Linked DNA regions of Homo sapiens: region 2 is linked to region 1. Evidence: read pairs that join two places in POLR2A ChIA-PET (ENCODE). Cell type or tissue: A673. All regions are shown on one strand.

Region 1 (2,500 bases):
AGCCCGGACCTTGTGTGCTGCTCTTTTCTCTGTCTCTGAGTCCCTGGGGCTGGACTGAGACTGGCAGCGATTATGACCATTCTGCCCATGGTCTCAGCCTCTCAATACCTGGGCCTCTCACCTGAAGCTTCTGGCCCCCCACTGGGCCCTGGTGGCTGCTTTGGCCTGGGCATCTCTCCAGCTGACTCTCACTCATGGTGGAGGGAGGGGAGTGTGAGTTCATCCCACTGAGCAGCTGGCAAAGGCGAGCTGGGATGGAGAAGGGAAGACGTTCCAAGGCTCAGGTCTGAGCTCACAGGCAGGGGCAGGTCTGGCTGCAGGGAGAACGTGTGCTTGAGACCAGGAGGGTCCCAGGGCTGGCCGAGTGGACCCTGCACAGGAAGGCCTCTGAGGCTGGTGCTCCAGAAGGAACAAGATGGGCTGCCAGGAACCAGGGCCACCAGCTGTGCTCCTGGGGGCCGAGGGGACTTGGGACAGGTGGATGAACACACTGAAGCTGAGTGGAGGTGGTGCAGGGCAGTGTAGCAGCAGAGGGGAGCCAGAGGGGCCCATTCAGGGCCTGGGCAGAGTTGGCCAGAGCCTATCGTGCAGGTGAGGGGAAGGGGTAAGGGGCAGGGCCCTGGGGCTGAGCAGAGGGGATAGCCTGGCTAGGGACAGGACACTTAACTTCCTCAGAGGTCAGGGGCACACCCGAGTTGCAGTGGGACTCCAGGGCCACTGGGCCAGCAGTAGAGAGAGAAATGGGGCCTCCCTGGGGCCTGGGGATGCTGGCATCATGCAGGGTGGGGAGGTCCAAGGGCAGGTGCTAGGCTCCTACCTGTGCTGGGGGAGCCTGGACTGAGCTCATCAGGGACCTTGCCAGGTGGAAACTCTGGAGAGAGAGAGGAGCTGGGCAAGGACGGATGTGGAGGTGGGAGGTAGCGGGGGACGAGATGCAGCCAGAGGGACTGGGCAGACCAAAAGCCCGAGGAGGTTTCGCACAGGAAGCATCCAGAGTGGAACAGGAAGCATGCAGAGTGGAACAGGAAATGTCCAGCATGGAACAGGAAGCATCCAGAATGGAACAGGGAGCATCCAGAGTGGAACAGGAAATGTCCAGCATGGAACAGGAAGCATCCAGCATGGAACAGGAAACATCAAGCGTGGAACAGGAAGCGTCCAGCGTGGAACAGGAAGCGTCCAGCGTGGAACAGGAAGTGTCCAGCGTGGACCAGGAAGCATCCAGAATGGGCACTTTGAAGGGAAATCATGTCCCTCCCACTAAATGTGCTCTCCACAAGGACCCGGCCCACCCTTGTGTCCCTGCTGGATCCCTGAGCTGACACCAGCCCTGCCCTCAGAGAGAATGTCCAGGAGACAGGTGGAGGTGCACGTGTGGGTCCCTGGGGAAATCCATCCTCCAGCCGCAGGCTCCCAGTCGGCTCCCAGCTTCTGGCTCCGGCTTCACCCCATGGAGCTCATAATGGGCTCAACCTCCCAGGCTGGGGGAGGATGCAGTGAGGGGCCCCGCACTGCCCATGGCACACCCAGGGGGCTGGGGAGTCTGCACTGGGCTGGGGCAGGGAGGCCTCGTGCAGCCTGTGGGGCTGGCAGCTCAGGACAACACTCGTATCCGTTAACTGTGGCCCTGGCAACACAGCACCCCAGACTGCGTGGCTTAAACAACAGACGTTTATTCCGTCCTGGTTCTGGAGGCCGGGCATCTGGGATGGAGGCCTCGGCGGGGCTGGCACCTCTGTGTCATGGGAGACTCTGTCCCAGGCTCTCTCCTTGCTGCTGGGCTTTGCCGGCCGTCTCTGCTGCTCTTGGCTTATGGAAGCAGCACCATCTTCACAGGGTGTTCTCCCCACGTGCTGTCTGTACCCAGATTCCCCCTTTTCATGAGGACAGCAGTCATATTGGATCAGAGGCTTGCCCTACTCCAGGGTGACCTCATCTGAACTTGATTGCAGTTGCAAAGACTGTTTCCAAACAAGGTCACATTCTGTGGTCCTGGGGGTTAGGACTTCAACACATGAATTTATAGGGGACACATTTTAACCCACAACAGTTTGCCCTCCGCTCCCCCCATAATCATGTCCTTCTCACATGCAAAATCCCTGCACCCCATAGCAACATCTCCAAGATGGCTAACCCCTTCCAGCACCAACTCTTAGTCCACAATCTCAGAGGAATATCACCTGCATCAAGTGTGGGAGAAACCACAGCAGGGGTGGCGAGCCTCCTGCCCCCTCTGGCCCAGGTGGGGCTGTGTGCACTGTGTGGGTGTGCCTGGGGATCCACTTGCCCCCCCATCTATCTGCTCATTTTCCCCAGGCTGTGGGCATTTGGGGCAGAGGCCTCAGTGCCTGGCCTGCTCTCTCCCGGTTCTATCCAATGCCTGTGCTGGGCTGGAGGGGCCGGGCAGGGTGGGCCCCCAGGAAGGAGGATGGGTCACCTGTTGCTCCCATAAGCCCAGGTCCAGTCCCAGCTGGGGATCCATCTCTGGCCTCTGCCAGCC
Region 2 (2,500 bases), 220 kb before region 1:
TGATCCATTGTGGAAACCTGGATTCCTTCCACATTTTCGCTATTGTGAATAATGACCACTGCTGTGTTGGAGTGCGCACATCTGTTTGCCTTCCTGCCTTCAACTCTTTTGGGTACATACCCCAAAGCGGAATTGCTGGATCCCATGCAATTCTGATTTTAATGTTTTGAGGAATGAGAATTCACTTCGGGTTTGCATGAATCCCACTCTTAGCATGGCACTGCCTTCTCTCCCCTCTCCCCTTCCCCCTGGTGAGGGAGGTGGAGGATGGTGAACCTCAGGCTGAGCAGAGTCTGGAGGAACCGTCTCCTGCAGCCCACGTGGGAAGTTCCTTCTTGGGGGATAGAGGTCGTGCTGGGGACCTCACCTGCTTCTGGCCTTTCCCTGTGGCCCTCCCACAGCTTCTCCAGCTGGTGGTCCCTGCCCTCCAGTCTCCTGTACCCTGCCAGGGGCCCTCCTCCACTGGCGCTGGTCTTTTGTCTATGGATTCATGATCTTTATTTTCTCCCGAACTCTCTTTATGATCATTTCAGAGGGGTCTGGGGAGAAGGGCAGTCTGGAGCTGGCCTTAGTCCTGCCTTTCCTGAGGCACGCATCAGTGCTCGAGCTCCGGGGGTTCTCCTGCCGGTCAAGCCGGGGGCCGGCCGTGAGGACTAAGCGGTCCACAGGCAGCCCTGCTGTACATGAAGCGGGGCAGGTACTGGGTTGGGCGGTGTCCTGGCACAGATGACTGTGCAAAGCCACAGAGGGCCACACTGCCTGAGGCCCCGCGCCGGGAGCTGGCGCTGGAGCAGCGGGAGGCTGAGCAGACGGCGCTTTAGAAAGCGCCCGGGGGCGAGCTCTGAGGGTCGGCGGGTGCTGGGTGGGAGCGGCGAAGGGGAGCTGGCGCCGAGGCCCTCGCCGACCCGCTGCCCTGTCCCCCAGGTGTGCGAGCCGCCGGAACGCAGGCGCCCGGGCCGCCGCTGGAGCGTCAGCATCGACGAGCGCCGGCGGCTGGCCACGCTGGGCGGCCGGGAGAGGCCGGGCGCCGCCGGGACCCAGCTGCACTGCAGGGTGCGCGGGGGGCGGGTCCTCCCCGCCCCGTCCCCGCCCCGCCCCGCCCCTCCGCCTCGCCTCCCTCGACTCAGTCCCACTGGGCCCTTTACCCCGGCGCTCCCGGGCCCCGCCGTTGTCCCCTTCCCGCCCCTCGAGGCTCCCTGACCACCCTCGCCCGCAGGACGTCGTGCAGATGGTAGCCCAGCTGGTGTCGGAGGACGTGGACAAGGACGTGCTCCTTCCCCACCCGCTGAGGTCCACCGAGTCCACCAACGCCTTCCAGGCCTTCCTGGCGCGCAGTGCGCCTTTCTGGCATAATGCGACTTTCGAGGCCTCGAGGTCACCCCCTTCCTAAGAGCCCCATTCAGCCCATTGTCTGTCTTCCAGTGCCTTTCCTTGGGGGCCCACGGTGGGGGCAGCCTCTGCGCCTTCTTTGTGCCCCACCAGGGGGTCACCACCCACCCATGTTAGGAAAACAGGCCAGGCAGGACCTGGCTCCGGACAGCCTGCAGCTGCTGAGGCCTTGGAGACCGGGCTAGGGGCTATGGGAGGCCATCTAGGGGAGGGGAACACTGCCCCGGGTCAGTCTGAGAGGGCCCTGGCAAGGCCTGGGTAGCAGGAGCTTGCCCTCGGGGCCGCTGGGAGGAGGCCTGGGGTACCTGGGCCTGCCTGAGGTGCACTGGTGTCCTGGGAAGCCCCAGTGGCAGGCGCTGCCTGGAGACTCAGCTCCTTGGCTGGCCTGGTCTGGGGAACTGGGTATCTGCCTGCACCAGGCTGTGAGATGGGCCAGGCAGAGTTCTCCAGGGGGCGGGGTCTCACATTGGGTCCTGCCTCTGAAGACCCAGAAGGGCACACGGGACCCCAGGGGTGCTGTGGTGGGGAGCAGCAAGCCCAGGGACCCAATGCAGTGCCCAGCACAGAGGGAGGCTGTCTGGAGGCAGAGATGCCTCCTGGCCTCTGGACAGCGATGCTGGTGGTGGACGAGGGCCAAGAGGGTATCCTGCGCAGGGGGTCTGAGCAACTGTGAGGAGCTGGCTGCCGCAGGGGCCTGTGGGACATGGTCCACTGGGTGACTGCCTCGTTTCCAGGCTGCAGGGCCCTCGGAAGGGTGCTGAGCCGGGGTAACGTGTCCCAGCTGCATTTTGGGGACACTAAGTTGCAGGGGGACTGGATTGGGAGGCGGGGCAGGAGAGCTGTGAGCATGGGTTCCCAGCCCGGGGTGGGTGGGGGTGGGGAAAGGGCCCTGAACTCTGTGACTGACTGTTAGGGGCCTGACTGGGCTTCTGTGGAGGTGGCTAGGTGGAGGAGGCTTTGGGGCAAGCGGAGGTGATCACTCCTGGGCTCCAGGTGAGGGCAGGAGCTGGACCTGTGCGGTGGCCTGGACCACCAGATACACTACATGCTGGCTGTGCTGCCCACCTGGCCTGTAACCCTCCCCTTCCCGCTGCTGAGAAGCCACCTGACT

The links. Peaks named below come from ENCODE experiments on the same cell type or tissue, not always from the same donor. Only the 100,000 strongest peaks of a DNase experiment are listed, where the experiment ranks them.
Region 2: POLR2A ChIA-PET joins it to region 1 with 16 read pairs; 1 of 35 experiments calls an interaction of 5 or more read pairs at or near these places.

What each region holds. Positions count from the first base shown.
Region 1 is chr14:105,629,838-105,632,337 of GRCh38, forward strand. It overlaps IGH. Among named protein-coding and RNA genes, the nearest start is that of MIR8071-2, 9.1 kb to the right of the region's middle. In A673, no CTCF peak of the experiment used is centred here; DNase peaks (open chromatin) are centred at 984 and 1,254; H3K27ac peaks cover 2,456 bases.
Region 2 is chr14:105,410,444-105,412,943 of GRCh38, forward strand. TEX22 (testis expressed 22) reads left to right here. Exons shown (of 4, transcript NM_001195082.2): 3 at 925-1,053; 4 at 1,217-2,500. The coding sequence ends at 1,390. Among named protein-coding and RNA genes, the nearest start is that of MTA1-DT, 8.0 kb to the right of the region's middle. RefSeq lists silencers at 798-857, 958-1,087 and enhancers at 1,159-1,662, 1,663-2,165. In A673, no CTCF peak of the experiment used is centred here; a DNase peak (open chromatin) is centred at 1,038.